2 separate regions of the Mus musculus genome follow, and region 1 is linked to region 2. Evidence: chromatin loops called from intact Hi-C (ENCODE). Cell type or tissue: gastrocnemius. All regions are shown on one strand. Each heading gives the region's core, and the rest is flanking DNA. Links, peaks and the distances in the headings are about the cores only.

Evidence for each region. Peaks named below come from ENCODE experiments on the same cell type or tissue, not always from the same donor. Only the 100,000 strongest peaks of a DNase experiment are listed, where the experiment ranks them.
Region 1: a loop joins it to region 2, with 2.6 times the contacts of the local background. A loop is called at or near these places in 5 of 42 quality-filtered maps.

Annotation. Positions count from the first base shown.
Region 1 is chr10:45,287,450-45,292,185 of GRCm38, forward strand. It overlaps Popdc3 (popeye domain containing 3), which reads left to right and starts at 1,856. Exons shown (of 4, transcript NM_024286.1): 1 at 1,856-2,126. It overlaps Gm15934 (predicted gene 15934), which reads right to left and starts at 1,967. Exons shown (of 2, transcript NR_155869.1): 1 at 1,774-1,967; 2 at 1-184. In gastrocnemius, for the core only: no CTCF peak of the experiment used is centred there; DNase peaks (open chromatin) are centred at 1,926 and 2,215; H3K4me3 peaks cover 2,413 bases; H3K27ac peaks cover 2,323 bases.
Region 2 is chr10:45,333,072-45,337,807 of GRCm38, forward strand. It overlaps Bves (blood vessel epicardial substance), which reads left to right and starts at 2,664. Exons shown (of 8, transcript NM_024285.3): 1 at 2,664-2,810. In gastrocnemius, for the core only: a CTCF peak has its summit at 2,443 (motif pointing right); DNase peaks (open chromatin) are centred at 1,936, 2,600, 2,821 and 3,744; H3K4me3 peaks cover 1,975 bases; H3K27ac peaks cover 1,743 bases.

The DNA of each region.
Region 1 (4,736 bases), core at 814-3,313, 46 kb before region 2:
TCTTACTTCTCTAGCCTTCTTTCTTTTCTCCAGATAAATTTGAACACTGGAGCAAATTCCAAAGTGGTGAGTGGGAACAAAGGCCGGGAAGTCAAATGGTTTCCAGCCGTCCATGGTACAGAAACTGGGATGCTTGGCCTTTGTTCTTGTCATCTCTAGTCTTGGTTTCGTGGTCGTTCTGAGGCTTAAAACGGATTCCGATTACTCAATAAATAATGTTTGTCATGGGGACCAAAAAGATGGCCCAGATTGGCCCAGATGGCCAAGCTTGATGATCCACGTTGGATCCGCAGAACCCATGAAAAGGTGGAATAAGAGGAACCTCTTACACAAAGTTGTCCTCTGTCCTCCAGTCCCCTCTGCACAGCAGACACATAAACAGTGATAATACATGTTTTTAAAACTAGAAAAATGAGCTGAGTGTGATGTACACTCCTTGAATCCCAGCACTGGGGAGGCAGAGGCAGAGGCAGAGGCAGAGGCAGAGGCAGAGGCAGAGGCAGAGGCAGAGGCAGAGGCAGAGGCAGAGGCAGAGGCAGAGGCAGAGGCAGAGGCAGAGGCAGAGGCAGAGGCAGAGGCAGAGGCAGAGGCAGAGGCAGAGGCAGAGGCAGAGGCAGAGGCAGAGGCAGAGGCAGAGGCAGAGGCAGAGGCAGAGGCAGAGGCAGAGAGGCAGAGGCAGAGAGGCAGAGGCAGGTGGATCCCTTTGAGTTTGTGGCCAGTCTAAACCATATAGTGAGTTTCAGAACAGCCAGGGCTGTGTGGAGGGACCCAGTCTCAAAACAAGAAAGCAAGCAAACAAACAAACAAACAAAGTAACTACTAAATCAATCAAACAAACAAACAAATAAACAAATTAACTAACTAATAAAATAAATTACCTAATAAAACAAATAAAAAACACGAGAAAAAAAAATGTCCTTCTTGGAGTCATCTCTACCAGAATGGTTATATAAAATGAAAATCAGCAAAAAGGATGGCACTGAAATCTTTAAGTTGTGTGTCTCATTTTTCCTCCTTTGGTCAGGTCCAAAGGAAACTCAGAGTTAACTGCGGTGCTATTAGCATATCAAAGCACTGTCTCCACCTTGCAAGTACCTGCTAGCATCCTGGCTAGTCTCAGCTCTTCTCACCCCACCCTCCACCCTAAACTTCTTTACCCCTGCTTTCCTTCGCCCAGCTGCGTGTTCCTACAGGATCCTGACATTTTGGTCGTTCCTTCTCTTGGCTTTTAGCTCTCCGCGATCTTTATCTACGTCTTCTCTGTCTTCTCTTCTTCTCTTCCTCACCCCCACCCCATGTGCCACCTTCGCATGGCCTGGTTCAGTCTGTGGCTCATATTCAGTGTTCTACAAACTCTCCCTGTTCTAGACTCTTTCAGATGCCTCGGGCTATACTCCCGCTAGTATCTACAGTAAAAACCTCCTCAAACACGACTTGGAAAGGTCATGCCCGTATTTATTCACAGTTACCACGTAGTTTGGTCTACTGAAGAAAATAAAAACCTCATAGAGGCAAAAATGCATGTGACACTTGCTTTAAATTGCCCCTCCCCCCCTTTTTCCTATTATTTGAACTTATGTGGCATTTGTGTTTTGTCTTTTATGATCTATGTCCTTTATCTTTTTTTTCCCCCTTTAACCAACCTATTTACTCACAAATAAACACTGCCCCTTTTCTGCCCAGTACACATATATATCCCACACCTCTCTGGTGATTTTTCTTGTCTGTGGCCGGGTGAGAAGGCAGATAGTTGCTTCCCGTGCTGGTGCTCACCTCCATCACTCTCCACCAAGGGTAGCCCAGGGTCTGGGCCGAAGACTGGTTACCATGAGTCTTTACCAACTTAGAGCCTCGCGAGTTCCGCACCCTGCTGGCACCCGCTGGCTGCCCGCCTGCCTCGGAGCGCGCGCCCGAGCCCGTCCCCGCCGCTGGGAGCGGCTCTGATCGGCTGCGCCCTGCTTGAGCGGGCGCGGGAGGACGCGTCCGGGATCCCGGCGGGTGCGGGCGGGCAGCGGGGCGAGAGCGGTTCGGACCGTGGGTTTTCGAGTCACCAGAGCCGCCTGCCACTGCTCACTCGGCTGGAAAGTTCTACGGGCTCCATCGGGAGCGTCGTGAAGGCCGGGAAGGTAAGCTGAGAGCCGCGCGGGAGTGGCAGCCCAGCAACTTCGCAGGGCTGCCCGGACCGGGAACGGGGAAAGGCTCAGACCCCCGTTGCGCGTCCCCTCTGTGCGCGCCCTGGAGCCCGGTGCGCGCCGCGTGGCTTGCAGCTCCCCTAGGGATCGCGGGAGAGCGAGCGGTCCTCCCCCCAACGAAGCTGCCAGACCAGTGCTCCAGAACCTTCGCGGCGCCCTAGGCACCTGGTGCCCCAAGGAAAATATTTCGAGAGGAAAAGCAGATCCTGGGGCCCTGGCAGGTGTGCGTTTCACCATGGGCGAGTCATGCCCTGTAACACTTTCCTTTCCAAGACTAAGACCCCAACTGGGGTCTGTGCAGTTAGGGCGTGTGGTAGGTGCTGGGGTCAAAGGGCAGCTAGACTCTGACCTGCTTTCTGTACTTGGAGATCCCCTTGCCAGAGAAAGAACGACATTTATACACCCCACATGTCATCTCATCATCAAGATTGGTTTTAGCGGTTTAGTTTTGAGAGTCTGTATTGTAGGAAAGGATCAAAGACAGTGTCAAAATGCAGTACAAAGATCGAGGGGGAGAAATTTCAGCCAGGTAACATCTGGGGAAAGTGAAAAAGAAAAAAAGAAAAAGAAAAAAATACTAAAAGGATAAACATTTAATAAATTAATGGAAAGTAGGTTTAGAATCCCACTTTTAAAAGAAAATTGAATCAAAAATAACAAAATTACCCACCCTCCTGATGTTTCTGTTTCAATTTGCACGCTTGCAAAAGTGCAATTAAACTTAGTGACAGCCTTGGAAAAAGTATTATTGGTGCCTGTTGTTGTTGCCTTTTGTGACTATTTTGTTTCCCTGCTCATTTTTTAATTCTAAAATCTATTGCACGAAATATTTATTCTAAGCTAGTACAGTAATTAGGTGTTGTCCTTCATGGTAGAAAACAACAGCAACAGAGCTATAGACACAAACAAAAAAAATGGACCTCAGTTTCCCCATTTGCAAAAATAAAGGGATTAATTGGTTCCAGTTTCCAAATAACCCGAGGTTCTTCTGTCCTGGAAAATCTGTGTGTGGTCTTCAATAGTTTGAGATACTAAGCCAAACTGAAATCTAAAGCATTCTCTGTTGTCAAAACTTTATGGTTAAACAGGAGGCATTCAATAGTTAAGCTTATTAATCCAATTAGTTTTTCAAAATAGCTGAATCATTGTGTAGCCTGTGCTTGAGAATGCTTTCGTTCGTTCTATGCTGTTGATGTCACAGGAAGCCAAGATCCCAGAGTACAATCTTCAAGGCTCACGTGGACAGCTACAGCCCCTCTGTCTGCTCTTTCTGACCAGGAGAATCTGGAAGCATTCGCTATGATGTGTAACAAAGCAGATTTCAAAACTGCTTTGGAAAATGTCTATGATGGATATGCAAACCTGTTGAGGGTTTTTTTTTTTTTTTTTGTAATTATACTGTTCAGCTAGGGTTATGAGTGATACAGAGTTTGATTGAATTTACCTGTGGAAAAGAGGAACATATTAAATTACTAATTACATTTTTTAAAGGAAAGAGGGAAAAATCCTCCTTTATCTAAGTATAGAAATTGGGTAAAATATGTTAATGGAAAAATTATTATTGGTATTAACTAAAATAAATAACTAGAACTTGATGGATTAAATCACCTGGAGTACAACCATGGAGAGTCCTCCTCCAGCCCAGGGAGTCCTCCTCCAGCCAGGAGATGGGTTAAATCACCTACAGTATAACCATGGGGAGGCCTCCTCCAGCCCAGGGAGTCCTCCTCCAGCCCAGGGAGTCCTCCTCCAGCCAGGAGATGGGTTAAATCTCCTGCAGTATAACTGTGGAGAGTCCTCCTCCAGCCCAGGGAGTCCTTCTCCAGCCCAGGGACTCCTTCTCCAGCCTAGGGACTCCCCCTCCAGCCAGGAGGATCCAGGGCTAATTCACACAGATCTACAGTGACTTGTTACTTTGTGTTCTTTAACAGAAATAACCCCCTGAGGCTGTCACACTGAGATTGGCCAGGATAGGACTATCAAGGAAAGGGGTGTGGAATACTGTCAGGAGAGAACCAGCAACTTCCTGAGCTTATAGGGGAGTCTCTGGGACCTGAGAGCAGATACTCTCTAATACAAGTTCTTAGAAGGGTCCGTTTTTTTTTTTTTTGTTGTTTGTTTGTTTGTTTTTTTGTTTTGTTTTTGTTTTTGTTTTTTTTTTTTTTTTTTTTTTTTTTGTCAAGTTGGCTGAATAAGGAAGGGCAGGAAAAAGCCAACCTCTGAATGTGCCAGTGATGCCACTCTCCTGGGTCTTGAGAGCTCTGACCTAATGTTCATTCCTGGATGGGTTTGCTGGTGACATTATTGGGAGGTGGTAATGGTAGGAGATTGGCCTAGTAGGACTGTCACCGGTGGTGTGTCCTTGTGGCTGTGTCTTAGCTGGACTCTTCCTGCATTCCCCCTGGATCCTAGTACACCATCTACTTTGTCATGCCACGCCCACTGTAATGGTCTAACACTTCTGAGAACTCTTAAGTTGTTCTCATAGGTAATCTTGTTGTCACAGAGACATAGAAGGAACTCAGACAGCTCTGAAATACTTGT
Region 2 (4,736 bases), core at 1,349-3,848:
TGATGATGGACTGAACCTCTGAACCTGTAAGCCAGCCACAAGTAAATATTGTCCTGGGGCCATAGTCTGCTAACCACTGTCCTATATATCCAGTAGGCATTATTACATTTGTGTGCATATATATGCACTTGTGTGCATGTGCACACATGACAGTGAAGGCCTGAGGTTGATCTCAGGAAGACTAATTCCTGAGGCTCTTCCATCTTACTTTTTGAGGCAGGATCTCTCAATCAAACCCCAGAGCTCCAAGCTAAAGTGATGGCTTCAGTAAAGAGGACCCATGTTTGGTTCCCAGAACTACAAGGCAGCTTATAACTCCTTATGATGCCAGTTCTAGCTGTGGTGGCTTGAATATGCTTGACCCATGGAAAGTGGCATTATTAGGAGATGTGGCCTTGTTGGAACAAGTGTGGTCTTGCTGGGGCAAGTGTGTCATTGTGTAGGTAGGCTTTGAGAACTCTGATGCTCAGGTTCTGCCCAGTGCAGAAGGGAGTTTCCTGCTGCTGCCCGTGGATCAAGGTGTAGAACTCTCAGCTCTTCTAGCACCATGTCTGCCTGCATGCTACCATGCTTCCCACCGTAATGATAATGAACTGAACCTCTGAAACTGTAAGCCAGCCCCAATTAAATGTTTGCCTTTATAATAGTTGCTTTAGTCATGGTGTCTCTTCACAGCAATGGAAACCCTAACTAAGACACCAGGGGATATGACACCCATTAGTCTCCGAGGGCTCCTGTAATGATTTGTATAGACTAAAGCAAAAATATACACATGCACAAATAAAAATAATAAATAAATCTTTCAAAATTAGAGGGTAAAACCCAGAGCTTTCCCATACGGCTAGTCTTACTGGATGGCTTGCTCTGGGGAACCCCTATCTCTGCTTTCTTGATGATGGACTTAGAGGGGGCATCCTCCCAGGATTAAGGGGTCAGAACTTTAATCCTCTTGCTTGTACAGCAAGCATTTTAATGGCCAAACCTTCATTTCTCAAGTCCTATGAATTATTTTAGTAGCAATCTAGAACAAGAGTGTTCTAAAATTTACTCACTGTTCTGTGGTTAGAATATAGGCTAATTCCAGATCTCATATAATGAGCCATCCCCCAATGAACAAACAGCCACACAGGGAAACCTTTTATTTACAGCGATCCACACCCATACCTCGAATGTATTTAATTGTGGGAGCCAAAATGGCAGACAGAACATCTAGAAATTAACAGACTGAATAGTTAGCGATAAAACACCCAGAATCTGCATTAACACCATTCTAAAACCTTTGCGGGTGTGATGAAATTCAGCTCTCAACACAACCCTAAGGGGCTGGAGACATGGTTCAGTTAGTAAAGTCCTTGCTGCACAAGAATGAAGACAGAAGTTTGATCCCCCAAATCCATGTTAAAAAGTCGGATGTGGAGGTTCAGTTTGTAATCCCAAACTGGTGAGGGTGTGACAGGCAGGTTCCTTGAGGCTCCCTGGTCCGCTAGACTAGCTTAACCGGGAACTTTCAGGTTAATGCGAGACTCACAAGACAAGACTGATGGTCCCTCTGCATGCCCTGGGACATACACTCATGAAGAGAGGAAGAGGGGGAAAGAGGAGAGCGCGTGGGGAGAGCATGGGCATGAAGGTGAGATGGGGGGAGGGAGAGATTTGAGAGCAGGCTCTCTTGAGGTGGAGGAAAGAGGAAAACCGCCACTGTGATCTCCTGCCATCCACCTTCTTTGAGACTTACTTTTCCTGCCCTGCCACTGAAGTTCCCAGGGACTCTCCCCTGTCCCCATGGATACACTGGGATAACAGGTTTTAGGCTGTTGCATCCTGCGTTGTGGAACTGAAAACTCAGGCTTCTCGCTGGTAAGCACTTTACTACTGAGCCAACTCCTCTTTAAAGATTTTAAAGGTTCAATAATGCTGGGACCAAGCCAAGCCATCAACACAGGGGCCTGTGGGGAATGCCCCAGAGCCAACTGGAGCAGACAGATTGCAACTTGGTCTATACTACTTGGCTCTGGAATAGCAGGCGTGCTCTCTACTAGGCAGATTGGACCAATGTGCACCTCGGGGGTACTCTATACGCATCCTGACATAGCGGGGGTTCTGTTTTGATCTTTGATCCCACAGGACTGCGTTCTCTGTCACACAGAGGACACTTGGTGGTTATCGGATGTCCATTTAACCTTTCTATTTGTCCTATAAACTTCATCCCACCGATTTTTCATTACTGTGAACTTTCTTGCATTTCTTATCTGGTCCGGTATACCATGTCCAGTATAAATACTGATTGAAGAATATGTCCATATCCTATTTTTTCTCAATTTCTGGTCCTAAATGTAAGCATTTAACCTCGCTCCTTTGAAATCCAGCCTGCTAGCTTGTAGGTGGGATCTGGCTGGGCTATCAGGTGTCTCGGAGCAACAGCGCCCTCCGAGCCTCGGGCAACTCTCCGAGGGGTCTGTCCTCACTCCCCTGCCCTTTCCAGCGGGGGGCGACCCGCGTCCGCGCGTGTCCCCACTCATGCCCAAACAAGGAAGCGCGGGAGCGGGCGCGCGCACGCGGTGGGCCAGGCAGCGGGTCTGCGGGGAGCGGGGCTCCGCCCGCGGGGGCGACCTCGGGCGGCGCGTGCGCCGTGCGCCCCAGCCGGCCGCCGGGATGCCTATTTTAGTCAAAGCCTCCGCGAACGGGGAGCGGGCCGGGGCCGCGCTGCCTGGGGACCCGCCGCGAGCCCGTCCAGCCACCGCCGCTCGCCGCCGCCGCCGCCGTCGCAAACTTTGCGCGCGCCGCCGCCCCCGGGCCCCGGGACGCGCAAGGTAAGGAGCCAGAGCGCGCGATCGCGCGGGAAAGTTGGGCACGGAGCGGCCGAGCAACTTGCGATGCGCCCGCGTCCCGCGTCGTCCTTGCAGCCGCCCTTCGCCTGCCCGCGCCCCGGTCCCTCGGCGGGACAGCGGGGGGCCGCGGAGCTGTGGACGCTGACACTGCTGTGAGAGCAGGGCGAGCGGGTCCCGGGTGGGGGAGCAGTGGGAGCCACGGGTCCTCGCCACCCGCCCGCGTCCTAGAGAAACGGGTGGCTGCCAGACGGATCCCACAAAACCGTCGCCCCGAGCCGCCCGGAGGTGCGCGGAGAGTCCGGGAAAATATCAGTGAATTGCGCGTCTCCTCAAAAGGTTTTTGCTCATCGCTATTCATCTTCTTCTTTTTTTTTTTTTTTTTTTTTTTTTTTTTTTTTTTTTTTTCTAATTTGGTCAAGGTTTAATGTGCTAGCTTGCTTCCTCGGTCAGGTATGTAGACCTGCAGATGCCTATTTGAAAACCAGTAGATGGGCACGCTTTTACTACAGTGAGTAATTTGGGGAATTAGACGTGGAGGATCTGATGAGAAAGATGACGTTCTGATTTTGACAGTTTACAAATTCATCCAGTAATCTAACCTTCTTCATTAGATCATCATTCATTATTCGTATAAGGGCAGTTCAGTGTAGGCCACTTAAACCTATTAAGAAGTGATTAAGCAGGCCGTTAGACTAAGTCATTGGATAGCGAAAAAAAATTGAACTGATTTATGACAGGTAAGAAGCATTTCACAGCAATATATGTAACTATATATCTACAGCTGCATATAACATTTGCGTATCTTTAATAAGTGTAGCGTAGCAAAGTATGTTCTACAATATGCCTGCATTTAAACCTGGCCATTTAGGGCCGGTGAAAGAGCTCAGGCCGTGAAGGTACATGCCAGCACGCCTGGCAACCTGGGTTGTATCCCCAGGACCCGCGAAGTGGAAGGGGAGAGTCTCCAGCAAGCTGTCCTCTGACTTATGCACCCGTACACCACTGTAGAAATAAACACATGTAATGCATTTTAATAGCTATTAATATTTTCTGGTTTTGAGGAAAATAATAGTTTTCCTTGCCAATTTCCTTTGACCAGAAATGTAAGCTTTTAATGCCACTTCTAAAACCTAAAAGTGAACTATAGCAGATTAGGAGGTAGCATAGGCGAAATATGAGGGGGTGTTTGTGTCGATTAATTTAGTACAAAAATCTGCTTTTGAACATCACAACCCGACTGAGTTTTTTTGTTGTTGTTGTTTTGTTTTGTTTTTAGGGGTTTTCTGTGTAGCCCTGACTCTCTCTGTAGACCAGGCTGGCCTCAAAACTCAGAAATATATCTGCCTCTGCCTCCTAAGTGCTGGGATTAAAGGCGTGTGCCACCACTGCCCAGTTTCGACTGAGTTTTTAAGACCCTGTAGTAAAGCTGTCTCTAGTCCTAGGGGCAGGGATGGGGTTGGGGCTGGGGTTGGGATTGAGGCACAGATTAAAAAGAGAGGCAACATTGGCTGGCTTGTGGTATAGAAGCTGATCAAATGCAGGAAAGTATGATTGAAAAATGATTTTTACATATGTGTTATGTTTCAGGCTCATCTCCTTAGGCTCTTCCCCAGTGACATTATCTATAGGGTCTTGGGAGTGTACGGATTATCCCTGCCTCCCACAGGACATTGGGTAGCCATGGCAACAGGAGGCAGGCGTGACACTCACACTCATTTTAGGGTTCTTGGAACCAGCCCATCGTGATAAGCTTGTATTTTTATTAAGATGTTTGGAAGGTAGTTGGACTCTTATTTTTTTCTTTTTGTAGAAAATCAATATTTAAGTCAACTTTAAGTCAACTGTTATTATTTGTGAGCTGTTTAGGGTGGGTATGTGTTTAGGTGGTGGAGTGCTCTCTTGTCCCCT